Linked DNA regions of Homo sapiens: region 2 is linked to region 1. Evidence: read pairs that join two places in POLR2A ChIA-PET (ENCODE). Cell type or tissue: Panc1. All regions are shown on one strand. Links, peaks and the distances in the headings refer to the core of each region. The heading gives the core; the rest is flanking DNA.

The links. Peaks named below come from ENCODE experiments on the same cell type or tissue, not always from the same donor. Only the 100,000 strongest peaks of a DNase experiment are listed, where the experiment ranks them.
Region 2: POLR2A ChIA-PET joins it to region 1 with 12 read pairs; 2 of 35 experiments call an interaction of 5 or more read pairs at or near these places.

The regions. Positions count from the first base shown.
Region 1 is chr17:48,655,451-48,666,810 of GRCh38, forward strand. All of the region lies in intron 3 of LINC02086 (long intergenic non-protein coding RNA 2086), which reads left to right. Among named protein-coding and RNA genes, the nearest start is that of LINC03057, 14 kb to the left of the region's middle. In Panc1, for the core only: no CTCF peak of the experiment used is centred there; no DNase peak of the experiment used is centred there.
Region 2 is chr17:48,942,670-48,947,669 of GRCh38, forward strand. SNF8 (SNF8 subunit of ESCRT-II) reads right to left here and starts at 2,173. Exons shown (of 8, transcript NM_007241.4): 1 at 2,012-2,173; 2 at 1,256-1,306. The coding sequence starts at 2,065. RefSeq lists a silencer at 1,886-2,115. In Panc1, for the core only: no CTCF peak of the experiment used is centred there; a DNase peak (open chromatin) is centred at 2,222; H3K4me3 peaks cover 2,319 bases; H3K27ac peaks cover 1,877 bases.

The DNA of each region.
Region 1 (11,360 bases), core at 2,697-7,696:
ATGTATGGTGATACAATAGTATACTTCTATTTCCTTCTCTTTTGTGGCTATTGCTGACATATAATTTATCTGTAGCTATGAGCCCTGCAGTACATTGCTATTATGTTTTGCTTAAATAGTAAATTGTCTTTTAAATATATTAAAATGAAATAAGGTGTTTTATATTTATATGCATATTTAACATTTGTATACTGCAGGTATGCTGGCGACAGTTTCTTTTAGCTTTTGTCTGAAATAGTCATTTAAAGGTAAAACATTTTAAAACTTTATAATTTGCAATAATATTATACTTATGAAGAATTACAAAATTGCCCAAAAAATTTCCATAAACCTATTTCCCAATTTCTTCATACGGTAACATCCACAAAACTACCATCCAAACTAAAAGATTGACATTGATACAATACTATTAGCTCACCTGGAGACCTTATTCCAGTTTTGTCCATTGTCCTACTATTGCCCCTTTTCTTGACCAGTATTCAATCTAGGGTTGCTTATTGCCTTTAATTGTCTTTTCTTCTTAGTCTCCTTTAATCTGGGATAGTTCCTCAGGCTTCCTTTCTTGACACTTGTGCTGGTTGTTTGTGGTTGCCCTGCAGAGCAAAGATCAGCAACTCTACCCAAATGTGGTTTGAATGTGGAGACTGATGATGCCACATATACACAAAGAGGGCATGAGGCATTCTGGGCAGAGCACAACAGGCTCCCCAAAAGGCCCCAAAATGGCTTGAGAACAAGGGAGGGGCAAGTTGCCTTGGGTCTTATTGAGGTTAAGGGCTGGGGATAGGGCATGGTTTTCCCATGCACAGGCCAGTGTTTGAACTTCCCTGCTGGAGCCAAGGGAGGAAACACCTAGGCTTTTTTGTCTACCAAATGGAGGGCAAAAGATTAAGGAGGAGTTGTGGGGCTTCAAAGCTGTCAGTGGTCAAACATCAAATATGGAATTGGATTCTGTTACAATTCACCCCTGATGTTTAATGGATTACTGAAATGTATCCTGTTTTTTTAAATTAAATTTAAACCTGTTTAAGTATGCTGTGATGGTACTCTATGAGGCCTGCAGCCTGAGGCCAGTAAGGGGGATAAAATTTCTGTTCAATGCCTTCTTATTAAAGAGCCTAATGTTATGTATTTTGAGAAGTGAAATGAATGCCTCGGTCACTCTCAAGAATGTATGGAACTCTGAAGGGGATAAGGAGTATCTTGGTGAGGCCTTGTATTGTGGCTTGAGTATGTGCAGAGATATATCTGACCTTGATTTATATTTCTGGGTATCTTCAAGCAAGACATTTCCAGAGTTCTTTACCCCAAAGAGGATGACCTTGGATAAAGAACTGTTGTTGCCATTAGTCAGACCAGATAGCCAGGTAATTGGCAATGGCCTAAGGGTCTGAAAAATGTTAAGATGGGGTTGCTTATTGGGCAGGGCATCCTTTGTTGCTAAGATGACTGCTTGAAGTTTGGCAAATTGTGTGGACCCTTGGGTCCTGTCTTTTATCAGGGATGTCTGTTAAGGGATGGAAAACACAAATAGAATCAGTTGTGACGGTAGCACTGCCATTTTTAAAGTATGTGAATTCCCTTTGCTGTTCACTCAGTTGATCCCAAAGGGATCCCCAAGAAGCCAAGGGGTCTGAGAGAGGAATGACCTCCTTCAGCACTGTGGTGTCTGGCCAGAAACTGAGGACAGGGGAGCCCATGGCCTCCTGCAGGCAGGATATGCTACAGGACCCAGATTTGGCTCCATACTGTAGATACTATTTTCATTTTAGCAAGGAAGCCTCAATAGCCATGCCAAGCTTTGGGGGTGTGCCTTCCATGGCCCAAGGCATAGCGGGCAGCTAGTGTGTCATGGTCTCAAGGCCTGTAAGAGCCTCCTTTTTTGGAAGAGTCCAGTATGCAGTCAGCTATTGTCACTCTAATAATGTATAGCATCAGGCTGAGGAAGGCGATTTCTTGCATCGGAAACCCACAGACTATTTATGGCCATCATAAGTGAACCAAAGACTCTGGAAGTATGAGAGGAGGTTGCTAAAGCCTCTACAGTGAAGGAATTTCTGGGGAGCACTAACAGTCTCTGGAAGTATGAGAGGAGGTTGCTAAAGCCTCTACAGTGAAGGAATTTCTGGGGAGCACTAACAGTAGGGTCTGTCCTTTTGCAATTTGAACAGGTTTTAAGCCTTTTGTTTTAGTGGACCCCATTCAGGTGAACCAATTTGTAAGGAACAGCAAAAATGGGCTTAAGTAGGGCCGGGTGCAGTGGTTCACACCTGTAATCCCAGCACTTTGGGAGGCCAAAGCGGGTGGATAACTTGAGGTCAGGAGTTCGAGACCAGCCTGGCCAACATGCTGAAACCCCGTTTCTACTAAAAAAATACAAAAAAATTAGCTGAGCGTGGTGGTGGGTGCGTGTTATCCCAGCTTCTTGGGAGGCTGAGGCAGGAGGATCACTTGAACCTGAGAAGCAGAGGTTGCAGTGAGCCAAGATCATGCCACTGCAGTCCAGCCTTGGTGGCAGAGGGAGATTCTGACTCAAAAAAAAAAACCAAAAATGTCTTAATTAAAATTTGCAAAGGAGGAACATGTTGCTTCAGAACCCCCAGAGTTCTAAAAGATACTGGGCTTTTAGCATTGTGGGTGCTAAGAGGGTCAATAGAGATTTCTTGACAATGTCAGAAATGTCAAGGATAAACAGCTCTCAATTTACTAAGTAATACCCAGAAATTTTACTGAGGTATACTTGTGCTTGTACCTTGTACTTTGTGTGGAAGAAATGACCCATCCTTTTTCATGAGCTGCCTTTTGAATGTTTGTATGCGTTAAATTAGTGTATCAAATGAATTTCCACTGCACCCAACTACTTCAGGAGGCTGAGAGGGGAGGATCGTTTGAGCCCAGGAGTTTGAGGCTGCAGTGTGCTATGACTGTACTTGTGAATAGCTACTGCACTCCAGCCTGGGCAACATCATAAGATCCTGTCTTTTTATTTTTATTATTTATTTATTTATTTATTTTTTTTTTTCGAGACAGAGTCTCACACTGTTGCCCAGGCTGGAGTGCAGTGGCGTGATCTCGGATCACTGCAAGCTCAGCCTCCTGGGTTCATGCCATTCTCCTGCCTCAGCCTCCCGAGTAGCTGGGACTACAGGCACCTGCCGCCACATCCGGCTATTTTTTTTGTATTTTTAGTAGAGACGGGGTTTCACCATGTTGGCCAGGATGGTCTCGATCTCTTGACCTCATGATCCACCCACCTCGGCCTCCCAAAGTGCTGGGATTACAGGCGTGAGCCACCGCGCCCGGCCTCAAGACCCTGTCTTTTTAAAAAATTAATTTCCTCTGAGAAGGATGTCATATATCTAACATCATACTTGTGTTTCTGGAGAGAGTTGGATGCAGTTAAGGTTTTTGTTTGCAAAGATCGTGTGCAATGGCAGGTCTGTTGGGGGTCCCATGGGTAGTTAGTATATTGTGTCCATGCAATGGTAAAGACAAGCTGGCTGAAACGGGAACTTAAGAGAACATATTAGCCCAAATATATGATAGCAAAGTATTTGCCAGTTGCTGATTGGAGGGAGGCAGTAATTTTAGTAGTATAGAAGCTGGCCTGTTTTTTACTCACAACACTTCTGACACTAAATGTATGGGTTTTTTCCCCTATACCAACTGATATGGTTTGACTGTGTTCCCACCCAAATCTCATCTTGAATTGTAACTCCCACAATTCCTACATGTCGTGGGAGGAACCCAGTGGGAAGTAATTGAAACATGAGGGTGGGTCTTTCCTGTGCTATTCTCATGATAGTGGATAAGTCTCACAAGATCTGATGGTTTTAAAAACGGGAGTTTCCCTGCACAAGCTCTCTTTCTCTTGCCTGCTGCCATCCATGTAAGATGTGATTTGTTCCTCCTTGCCTTCTGCCATGATCGTGAGGCCTCCCCAGCCATTTGGAATTGTAAGTCCATTATACCTCTTTTCTTCCCAGTCTCGGGTATATCTTTATCAGCAGCCTGAAAACGACCTAATACACCAACCAATTCTCCAACTCTCTGAAAACCAACTGGGTGTCCAGCAATTCAGTTTCATTCTGACACTATCTACCTGGAGTTCACATCAGTTCCCACGAGATTGCCCCATCTTTAGAGACCAGTCACAAGTCCCAGGCCTCCTGTACTTCTGACTGGCCAGTTAAAAATCGGGTGTTCTCATGACCCCCTCCTCAGTTTCCATAATTTACTGGAATAGCTCACAGAACTCGGGAAAATACTTTACTTACATTTACTGGCTTATTATAAAGGATGCAATTCAGGAACAGCCAGATGGAAGAGATGCCCAGGGAAGGGTATTGAGCGGGGGTGGAGGAGGGTACCCCCAGAGTTTCCATGCCCTGAGTGCTTCACTCTCCCGGGACCTCCACGTGTTTACAGAACCCTGTAGGGTAGAAGGGACTTATGGAGGTTTAATTACCTAGGCATGATTGATTAAATTATTGGCCATTGGTGACTGATTCAATCTCCAGCCCTCTCCCCGCCCCATAGGTCTGAGATGAGCCTGAAAGTTCCAAACTTTTAATGCCTTGGTCTTTCTGATCATCAGCCCCCATCTTGAAGCTATCTAGCACTCCCAGCTAATCATTTCATTAGCATGCAAAAGACACATATTAGCCTAAAGATTTCAAGGGTTTCAGGAGTGCCAGGAACTCTTAAGTGGAACTGCAGCATTATGATTGTGGTAATCCACCATCAGGCATCCTTCATTCATTCTAGGTTTAAGACCAGGACAATTTGGAGTGGAGAAAAACTGGGGACAATCACCCTTCTCTAAATAGGTCTTATATAATGGGTTTTGAGCTTATGGCTAGGTGCGGTGGCTCACATCTGTAATCCTAGCACTTTGGGAGGCTGAGGCATGTGGATTGCATGAGTCCAGGAGTTTGAGACCAGCCTGGAAAACATGGGAAAAAACCCATCTCTACAAACAAAAATACAAAAATTAGCCGAAACAAGTGGCGTGTGCCTGTAGTCCTAGCTACTAGGGAGGCTGAGGTGGCAGGATCACCTGAACCTGGGAAGGGGAAGCTGCAGTGAGCTGAGATTGCACCACTGCACTCCAGCCTGGGCCACAGAGTGAGACCCTGTCTCGAAAAGGTCCTAGTACATTTTATTTATTTATTTTTTATACAGAGTCACTCTCAGGATACCTAGTTTTATCTGTGTGAACAGTTTTAATAGGTTATGATAAAGGCTCAGGTTCTCATTTTGTTAAGCCAGTTGTAATTGCCAAAAACTTAATTTTGTTTTTGTTTAGTACTCACTAGGCCAGAGTACATGTCCATTGTGGAATATTTTAGGGCAACAGGCACTATGAATATGGGGAATTTAGGCAAATCAATAGTTCTTCTTCTTCTTTTCTTTTTTTTTTTTTTTTTTTTTTTTTTTTTGAGACAGAGTCTCGCTCTGTCGCCCAGGCTGGAGTGCAGTGCCATGATCTCGGCTCACTGCAACATCTGCCTCCTGGGTTCAAGCGATTCTCCTGCCTCAGCCTCCAGAGTAGCTGGGACTACAGGCGCGTGCCACCACACCTGGCTAATTTTTTTGTGTGTTATCCAGGCTGGTCTCGATCTCCTGACCTCGTGATCTGCCTGCCTCGGCATCCCAAAGAGCTTTTATTACAGGCATGAGCCACCGCGCCCAGCCTAGTTTTGTATTTTTTAGTAGAGATGGAGTTTCACCATATTGGCCAGGCTGGTCTCGAACTCCTGACCTCAGGTAATCCACCTGCCTTGGCCTCCCAAAGTGTTGGGATTATAGGCATGAGCCACCACGCCTGGCCTAAAGTTAATTTAGAACTTATGTTGTACAAGTGCAAAAGCCAACAAGACCCTCCCTTCCTTCTTTAAATATCTTTTTATTGTATAGTTTTTAGAGTAAATTTAAGATTTGCAACTGGGTTAAATCATGAACCTCTGTTAAGTTGTGTGTGTGTGTGTGTGTGTGTGTGTGTCTGGGGGGAGTTACTGGATGTACTTCAGGGGGAGGGAGCTTCTCTTCTCTGCTCATATTTACGTTTCTTCTTCTGGAGAGTCCCAAATCAGTACCCTCAGGGTTAGGGGCCACTTTCATGACAGCCATTTTCTTTTTTTTTTCTTTTTTTTTTTTTTTTGAGACGGAGTCTCGCTCTGTAGCCCAGGCTGGAGTGCAGTGGTGCGATCTCAGCTTACTGCAAGCTCCGCCTCCCGGGTTCACGCCATTCTCCTGCCTCAGCCTCCCGAGTAGGTGGGACTACAGGGGCCCGCTACGATGCCAGGCCAATTTTTTTTACTTTTAGTAGAGACGGGGTTTCACTGTGTTAGCCAGGATTATCTAGATCTCCTGACCTCGTGATCTGCCTGCCTTGGACTCCCAAAGTGCTGAGATTACAAGGCGTGAGCCACTGCACCTGGCCTTATGGCAGCCACTTTCATGGCAATTGTTATTTTATTTGATTTAGGGACTGTAGACTTAAGTTGGATTTTTATTTATTTTTTATTTTTTATTTTTTGGCAGTCTCGCTCTGTCTCCCAGGTTGGAGTGCAATGGTGTGATGTTGGCTCACTGCAGCCTCAAACTCATCAGCTCAAGTGATCCTACCACCTCATCCTCCAGAGTAGCTGGGACTATAGGCACCCAACACCACACCCAGCTGATTTTTGCATTTTTTGTAGAGATGGGGTTTTGCTGTGGTGCCCAGGCTAGTGGATTTTTTTTTTTTTTTTTGAGACAGGGTCTTACTCTGTTGCCCAGGCTGGAGTGCAGAGGCACAATCCCAGCTCAGTCCAACCTCTGCTACTAGGTTCAAGTGATTCTCACGCCTCAGCCTCCCCAGTAGCTGGGACTACACGCCCCCACCTCTGGCTAATTTTTGTATTTTTGGTAGAGATGGGGTTTTGCCATGTTGGCCAGGCTGGTCTCAAACTGCTGACCTCAAGTGATCTGCCCACCTCAGCCCCCCAAGTGTTGGGATTACAGGTACAGGCATGACTACTGCACCCAACCCCTGGATTTTTTTAATGACAAGGTCTTACTCTGTCACCCAGGCTGGAGTGCAGTGGCACAATCATGGCTCACTGCAGCCTCAAACTCCAGCAATCTTCTCACCTCAGCCCCCCAAGTAGCTGGGACTACAGGTACATGTCACCATACCTGGCTAATTTTAAAATTTTTTGTATAGATGAGGTTTTATTTGTTTGTTTGTTTTTTTGACAGAGTCACGCTCTGTTGCCAGGCTGGAGTACAGTGGCGCAATCTCAGCTCACTGCAACCTCCATCTCCCAGGTTCAAGCGATTCTCCTGCCTCAGCCTCTCGAGTAGCTGGGACTACAGGCACGCACCACCACACTCAGCTAATTTTTATGTTTTTAGTAGAGATGAGGTTTCACCATGTTGGCCAGCATGGTCTCAATCTCTTGACCTCGTGATCCGCCCGCCTCGGCCTCCCAAAGTGCTGGGATTACAGGCATGAGCCACCATGCCCGGCCTAGACGAGGTCTTACTATGTTTCCCAGGCTGATCTTGAACTCCTAGACTCCAGCAATTCTCCCACCTCAGCCTCCCAAAGCATTAAGATTACAGGCATGAACCACTGCACCCAGCCTTGAGTTGGATTTGAATGAATCCCTTGACAGTTTGATAAGGTGCAGCACTTAATCAAACCCAGCTTCTTTCTGGGTCTGTTTTATAGTTATCTGGTAGGGTGATGGTGGTGTCCTCTGACCCTTTAAGAGAGATGGAGTAAGGCATTCTGGCCTAGTTTTTATAAGGGTTCATGGCATGGAGTGCTATTGAGTGTTTTTATCTTTAATCCTGGTGACTGCGCTTCCTCACCGGAGCAACCACCAGATGGCCCTGTATGTTGCACAGAGTATCAGCCTTTCTCCTGCACACTCTATAGAACATAGGCTAATGCCTGGTTGGGACATACAACCAACAGTCACAAAATAATAAGTGTCATGCCCTTGAGCCTAGGATCGGCGATGGTTTATGCCAGAATCAAGACATACAATTCAATCTAAGATGCACAGATAGGTCCAGACGGGGCTCACATTTTAGGGCCACTTTAAGGACATCCTCAATTTCATATTTCTGTCTCAAAATGCCAATTATAGAAACTTTCAATTCAGGTCAGTTACATCTGTAACAGAGATTTAGTAGTCCTCAGCAAATGTGGAACAAAGCAGCACAGCTCGAAGTGTAAGCTTGCCAATAGGCAGCAGAATCAATAGCAAGCCAAAGTGAGAGGAGAGAGACCCCTGATGGTGGGTGGCTATCATCTAAGGTACGCTGTTCCCTGTGCCAGTTGTCTTGTGATTGCCCCACAGAGGAAGGGATCAAATCTCTACCCCAGATTTGGTTTAGACATCAAGATTGGTGATGCCACATACACACATACAGAGGGTTTGAAAAAGCTTATTACTCGTGTAATGAGGTTTTCTGTGCAGAACAGGGCAGGCTCTTAAGAAGGCCTAAAAACAGCTTGAGAACAAGGAGATGCAAGTGGCCCTGGGTTTTACTGTTAGGGAGTAAAGCTGGGGTGAGAGTTCTGATGCACAGGCCAGGGTTTTGTGGTTTGAATTTCCCTACTGGTGCAAGGGAGGAGAGTACCCTGGCATTAAGGGAGGAGAGTACCCTGGCATTATTATTCTTATCATTATTATTATTTTGGAGACAGAGTCTCACCCTGCTGCCCAGGCTGGAGTGCAGTGGTGCAATCTCGGTTCATTGCAACCTCTGCCTCCCAAATTCAAGCAATTCTCGTGCCTCAGCCTCCCAAGTTGCTGGGATTACTGGCATGCGCCACCATGCCCAGCTAATTTTGTATTTTCAGTAGAGATAGGGTTTTGCCATGTTGGCCAAGCTGGTCTCAAACTCCAGGCCTCAAGTGATCCGTCAACCTTGGCCTCCCAAAGTGCTGGGATTATAGGCGTGAGCCACCACGCCCAGCTTCTGCCTTTATTATTGGCTTGCCCAGGTTTTGGATAAAAGGGAAAGGAGGAGTGGGGGTGGGGGCTTGAAAACTCAGCAGTTGAACATCATGGAATCAACTAATTTATTACACTGGTCAATTATTTTGTAAAACTCGTCTCAATTTGAGTTTCATGTCTCTCATGACTAAACGTAAGCATACATTTTGGCATGAAAACCACAGAAGTGATGTTTACCTGTCTCAGTTCATGACATTATGAGGTACAGGATGCTAATAGGTGTCTCATGTTCATAGTTTAAAGATGGAAAAAATTTTAAGTTAATAGTTTTTATTTTAGTACTTTAAAGATGTTATTCCATTATCTTCCGGTGTACATAGTTTGTGACAAGAAGTCCACTGTATTTGTCTTCTTTGCCCTTCTAGGTAATGTGTTCATTTTTCTCTAGGTACTCTAAGATTTTCCTTATTAATTTTTCTATTTATTTATTTATTTATTTATTTATTTATTTTTAGATGGAATCTCATTCTGTTGCCCAGGCTGGAGTGCAGTGGTGTGATCTTGGCTCACTGCAACCTCCACCTCCTGAGTTCAAGCAATTTTCCTGTCTCAGCCTCCCGAGTAGCTGGGATTACAGGCATGTGCCACCATGCTTGGGTAATTTTTGTATTTTTTTTTTAGACAGAGTTTCATTCTTGTCACCCAGATTGGAGTGCAATGGTGCAATCTCAGCTCACTGCAACCTCCACGGTTCAAGCGATTCTCCAGCCTTAGCTTCCCGAGTAGGTGGGATTATAGGCACCTGCGCCACCACGCCCGGCTAATCTGTGTATTTTTAGTAGAGAAGGGGTTTCACTATGTTGGCCAAGCTGGTCTCGAACTCCTGACCTCAAATGATCCACCCACCTCAGCCTCCCAAAGTGCTGGCATTACAGGCGTGAGCCACCTCACCCAGCCTAATTTTTGTATTTTTAATGGAGATGGGGTTTTGCCATGTTGGCCAGGCTGGTCTCAAACTCCTGACCTGATGTAATCCGCCTGCCTCGGCCTCCTACAGTGCTGAAATTAGAGGCATGGGCTACCATGCCCAGCCTATTTTATTTATTTTTACTTACTTATTTTTTTTAGACAGAGTCTCACTCTGTTGCCCAAGCTGGAGTGCAGTGCAGTGGTGCAATCTTAGCTCACTTCAACCTCCGCCTCCCAGGTTCAAGCAATTCTCCTGCCTCAGCCTCCCCAGTAGCTGGGACTGCAGGCGTGCACCACTACGCCTGACTACTTTTTGTATTTTTAGTAGAGACAAGGTTTTGCTATGTTGGCCGGGCTGCTCTGCTCTTGAATTCCTGTTCTCAAGTGATCCACCTACTTCGGCCTCCCAAAATGCTGGGATTACAGGCATGAGCCACACGCCCAGCCAACCTTTTCAATAATTTGATTATGATGTGTCTTGGTTTTGATATTATCTTATAAGACATTGGTGCTCTGTTATTTTTGTGGATTTTCTGTGCTTTATTTTCAATAGTTTTTATTGCTATATTTTCAAGTTCACCAATCTTTTCTTATGCAGTGCTTCTGCAGTGTATAATCTGCTGTTAATTCCTCCTGTGCATCTTTCATTTTTAGATCATAAACTTTTCATCTCTTGAAGTTCCATTTTGGGTCCTTTAAAAATATATTTCTTTTCTCTCTTCATCATATTTATGTTTTTCTTTATATCCTTGGGCATAATTTATGAGATTTATAATGGCTATTTTAAGGTCCTCACCTACTAATTTCATCATCTCTGAATATTGTGGTCTGTTTCTATTGCTTTAGTTATCTACTGGTTATGGGTAATTTTTTCCTATTTATTTGACTACCTGGCAATTTTTTATTGGATGCTGAATATTGTGTATTTTGGGTTGTTGGGTGCAAGACATTGTTATATTCTTTTAAAGAGTACTAGAGAAAAATACAAAAATTAGCTGGGCATGGTGGCTCATGTCTGTGGTCCCAGCTACTTGGGAAGCAGAGGTTGCAGTGAGCCGAGATCATGCCACTGCACTCCAACTTGGGCGACAGAGTGAGACTCTGTTTCAAAACAAAACAAAACAGAAAAAACAAACACTCAAACAAAAAAACAGAGTGCTGAACTTTGTCCTGGCATATAATTAGTTACTTGTGATTTGTTTTCTTCTTTTAAGTCTTGCTATTAAGTTTTGTTAGGAAAAGCCCAGGTTGGCCTCTACTCCAGAGATATTAATAATTTAGCCCCACTAAGTCTCTATCCTTCTGAAGACTCTACCCAATACCTGTGTGTTATGAGGTCTCTTTACTCTGGTTGATGGAAACACAAACTATGCCTAGCCCTGTGTAAACTCCAACACTTGTTCGGCCTCCTGCTTTCTGGTTTTACTTTTT
Region 2 (5,000 bases), core at 1-5,000, 280 kb after region 1:
ATTTTATTCTGAGGTATTTAAAATGAAAAGCCCCAGAGGACCTAAATCAATAACAGCTCTACCACTTACTACCCATATAACCTTGGATATATTACTTAACACCCCAGTGTCCTCAATTTCTGCCCACCTCGGCCTCCCAAAGTGCTGGGATTACAGGCGTTAGCCACCGCACCCGGCCTTTTTTTTTTTTTTTTTTTTTTTTTTGCTTTTTTTTGAGATGGAGTCTTGCTCTGTCCCCCAAGGTGGAGTGCAGTGGCATGATCCTGGCTCACTGCAACCTCTGTCTCCTGGGTTCATGCAATTCTCCTACCTCAGCCTCCCCAGTAGCTGGGACTACAGGAGCCCGCCACCACGCCCGGCTAATTTTTGTATTTTTAGTAGAGACGGGGTTTCGCCATGTTGGCCAGGCTGGTCTCGAACTATGGACCTCTGGTGATCAGCCTTCCTCAGCTTCCCAAAGTGCTGGGATTACAGGCATATGCCACAGCACCCGGCTCTCAATTTTAAACTCAGAATATGGCCGGGCGCGGTGGCTCACGCCTGTAGTCCCAGCACTCTGGGAGGCCGAGGCGGGTGGATCACCTGAGGCCAGGAGTTTGAGACCAGCCTGGTCAATATGGCGAAACCCTGCCTCTACAAAAAAAAATAACAAAAATTAGGGCCCGGCACAGTGGCTCACGCCTTTAATTCCAGCACTCTGGGAAGCCAAGGTGGGCGGATCACGAGGTCAAGAATTTGAGACCAGTCTGACCAACATGGAGAAACCCGTCTCTACTAAAAATACAAAAATTACCCAGGCGTGGTGGCGCATGTCTGTAGTTCTAGCTACTCGGGAGGCTGAGGTTGGAGAATCACTTGAACCCAGGAAACGGAGGCTGCAGTGAGCCGAGATCGTGCCACTGTACTCCAGTCTGGGCAACAGAGCAAGACTCCCTCAAAAAACAAACAAACAAACAAACAAACACCTCAGAATAATAGGGTTCCTTCCTTATGGGACTGTAATGAGGATTGAACAAGACAGTCTATGTAAAGAAAATAGACAAATGCCTGGGACGTTACAAGCATGTAATCACTCAAAGATGTTAGCCATTATTGTTATTAGCAAGTCACCTAAAAGATCTCAGCGGCTCAGAAATCAAAATTTGCCAAACACCCTATTTCTAGTTCAATCTACACAATCAAGTTCGTATCCAAGGTGTCTTGGCCAGACCTGGTTAGGTCTCCCTCCCTGCCTGGGGCCCCCCAACCGACTTACCTGGGCTAGCTGGTCCTCAGCCAAGACCGTCCCTCGCTCCTTATACTTGGCCTGTCAGACAAAGAGACCAGCATAAGTTAAGAGAGTGGGCGCTGGAGGCCAGGCGCGGTGGCTCACGCCTGTAATCCCAGAACTTTGGGACGCCGAGGCGGGCGGATCACGAGGTCAGGAGATCGAGCCATCCTGGCTAACACAGTGAAACCCCGTCTCTACTAAAAATACAAAAAAATAGCCGGACGTGGTGGTGGGCGCCTGTAGTCCCAGCTACTCAGGAGGCTGAGGCAGGAGAACGGCGTGAACCCTGGAGGTGGAGGTTGCAGTGAGCCGAGATCGCGCCACTGCACTCCAACCTGGGCGACAGAGCAAGACTCTGTCTCAAAAAACAAAACAAAACAAAAAAACACAGAGTGGGCGCTGGGTTCCCCCATTTGTGCTGCCACAGCTTTGGGATGAAAAGAGGAGGATCTCTGTAAATTGTTTTCTTAGGGAGAAGGATAGGGTGAAGGAGTAGAATCGACGACTGTAGATTTGTGAGTAGAATCCCATTTGTAGTTAAACTTGGGTAAATGGGAGAAAGGGCTGGGCATCTGGGAACGCTGCCAATCCACCGGAAGCTGGAGAAATTCTGTGTCCCGGGGCCGAGAAGCCAGTCTCAGATTCTGTTGGGAGGTGATTAACGGGTAGGACACTGCTCCGGGACAATTCAGTCTCGCACGGGTCAGGGGCAGGTTGTGGGTCGGCCTTCTTCCTGCTCACCTCTGCAAGTTTCTTCTTGGCGATGGCGCCAGCTCCCACCCCGCGGCGGTGCATCCCCACCCTGGGCCCGCGGGCCGCCCGGCTGCCGGGACCCCGGGTCTCCACGTCCCGGACTCCGCCGCCGGCTCCCCAAGGCGGAAGCCCGAGCCGCGCGTCATCTGCACGCGCCGGAAGCCACGAGCCGCATTTCCTGCCGCGAGGCTGAGTGTCTCCAGTTCCTACCGGCCCGGCGACCCCGCCTTTAGCTAGTGGCCAAGATTCGCAAAGCCTCGCGGCGAGGAAAGCACGAGTATTCAAGCGCGGCTGAGGCCCTCCTTGGCTAGTGCTGGGACATGGAGCCCCGGCAGCCAAGGCCAACCTTGTGCATTCCACCCACGTAGGCGCCTGGGGCCCTGGTCTTCCTCGACTGCCTCTCCACTGCCTGGAGGTCATCAAATGCCCCTGGACCACCTCCTACGTGCCACACGCTGTGTTGGCCATCCAAGGTTCCATATTGAGCATAAAACAGCCCTCTGCCCTAAAGGAGTTAACCTGTTGGAATCACATACAAAGGATTCTGACTACCAAGCGCCTTGAAGTTAAGTTGAACTCTGAAGACAGATTGCCTGGCTACAAAGCTCAGTTCCACTACATATGGTCCAGGAACTTAAGACAAATTATTTTAATGTCTTTATGTTTCACTATCCGCTGTAGTGAAATAGAATAATACCTACTCATGGCCTGACGCGGTGGCTCAAGCCTGTAATCCCAGCACTTCGGGAGGCTGAGGCGGGCGGATCACCTGAAGTTAGGAGTTCGAGACCAGCCTGGTCAACAAGACGAAACCCCGTCTCTACTACAAATACAAAAAAATTAGCAGGGCGTGGTGGTGCGCATCTAATCCCAGGTACTCGGGAGGCTGAAGCAGAAGAATCGCTTGAACCCAGGAGGCGGAGGTTGCAGTTAACCAGGATCGCGCCATTGCACTCCAGCATGGGCAACAAGAGCGAGACTCCGTCTCAAAAAAAAAAAAAAAAAAAAAAAAGCAGTAAATTATATAGTGCAATGCCTGGCACACAAATAAATATCATTTATGATTGTTATTCATTGTTTGAGATAAAATCAGTCATCTGTAGCCGGGCGCGGTAGCTCACACCTGTAATCCCAGTACTTTGGGAGGCCGAGGCGGGTGGATCACGAGGTCAGGAGTTCAAGACCAACCCGGCCAAGATGGTGAAACTCCGTCTCTACTAAAAATACAAAAAATTAGCCGGGCGTGGTGGCTGGTGCCTGTAATCCTAGCTGCTCGGGAGGCTGTAGCAGAGAATTCCTTGAACCTGGGAGGTAGAGGTTGCAGTGAGCAGAGATCTTGCCAATGCACTCCAACCTCGGTGACAGAGTGACTCCATCTCAAAAAAAAAAAAAAAGGAAAAAAACGAAAAAGACCCAGGTTCCTTAAGCGAACCAGGAGGTGGTAGTTAGGCTTCTCCACATGGAAACCCCTTAGTTTCACTGGCCATGGCCAAAAACCTGCAGTTGCTTCCATGTTTGGGCGCTGCCCACCAACGGTCCTGGGTTGGAAAGGAAGACAGAGAGAGGGAGAGATTCCCCTTTATGGAGTAGAAAGGAAAAGGAAAAAGGGGGAAAATAAATCCCAAACTTTGGGCTTACATTTTCCTCCTGGCTGGCTCGCCAAAATATGTTAACGGTGGAGGGTGTTCCAGGTTCTTGGGGTTTTGCACAAACAACTGGACAAAACGCACAAACAAAGCAAGGAAGGAATTAAGGGATTTATTGAAAATGAAAGTAGCACGGGCGCGGTGGCTCACGCCTGTAATCCCAGCACTTTGGGAGGCTGACCCAGGTGGATCACTTGAGGTCAGGAGTTCGAGACCAGCCTGGCCAACATGGTAAAACCCTCTATCTACTAAAAAAAATGCAAAAGTAGACAGATGTGTTGGCTCACACCTGTAATCCCAGCTACTTGAGAGGCTGAGGCAGGAGAATCACTTCAACCCGGGAGGCCGAGGTTGCAGTGAGCCAAGACCACACCATTACACTCCAGCCTGGGCAACAGAAGGAAACTCCATCTCAAAAAAAAAAAAAAAAAAAGCAAAGAAAAGAAAACTCAGCTGGGCGTCGTGGCTCATGCCTGTAATCCCAGCAATTTGGGAGGCCGAGGCGGATGGATCACCTGAGGTCGGGAGTTCAAGACCAGGCTGACCAACATGGAGAAACCCCTTCTCTACTAAAAATACAAAATTAGCCAGGCGTGCTGGCACATGCCTGTAATCCCAGCTACTCGGGAGGCTGAGGCAGGAGAATCGCTTGAATCCAGGAGGAGGAGGTTGCGGTGAGCTGAGATTGCGCCATTGCACTCCAGCCTGGGCAACAAGAGCGAAACTCCGTCTCAAGAAAAAAAAAAGAAAAGAAAACTCTACAGCGTGGGAGCGGGCCCAAGCATAGGGGCTCAAAGGTTCTGTTACAGAGTTTTTTGTGAATTTAAATGCCCTCTACCTGGGGTACACACGCCCTATGTAAATGAAAAGGATGAAGTAAAGTTACACAGTCCCATTTACCCAGTGTATGCCCTATGAAAAGGATATTTCCTCTCATAGCTGAAGTGAGTTGCCTGCCTCTAGACCCTATGTTCCTGCCTCAGTGGCAGCCTGGATTTAATTCATCTCAGTTGTAGTAATCCAAACTAGAAATGATGAGGGCCAGAACAAAGACAGTGGCAATAAGGAAAGCGAGAATGGGACAAATCCAAGAGATATTAAGAAAGTAGAGTGAGGCCAGGCACGGTGGCTCACTCCTGTAATCCCAGCACTTTGGGAGGCCGAGGCGGGTGGATCACGAGGTCAGGAGTTCAAGACCAGCCTGGCCAATATGGTGAAACCCTGTCTCTGTGGTGGCACAAGCCCGTAGTCCCAGCTACTCGGGAGGCTGAGACAAAAGAATCGCTTGAACCCGGGAGGCGGAGGTTGCAGTGAGCCAAGATTGTGCTACT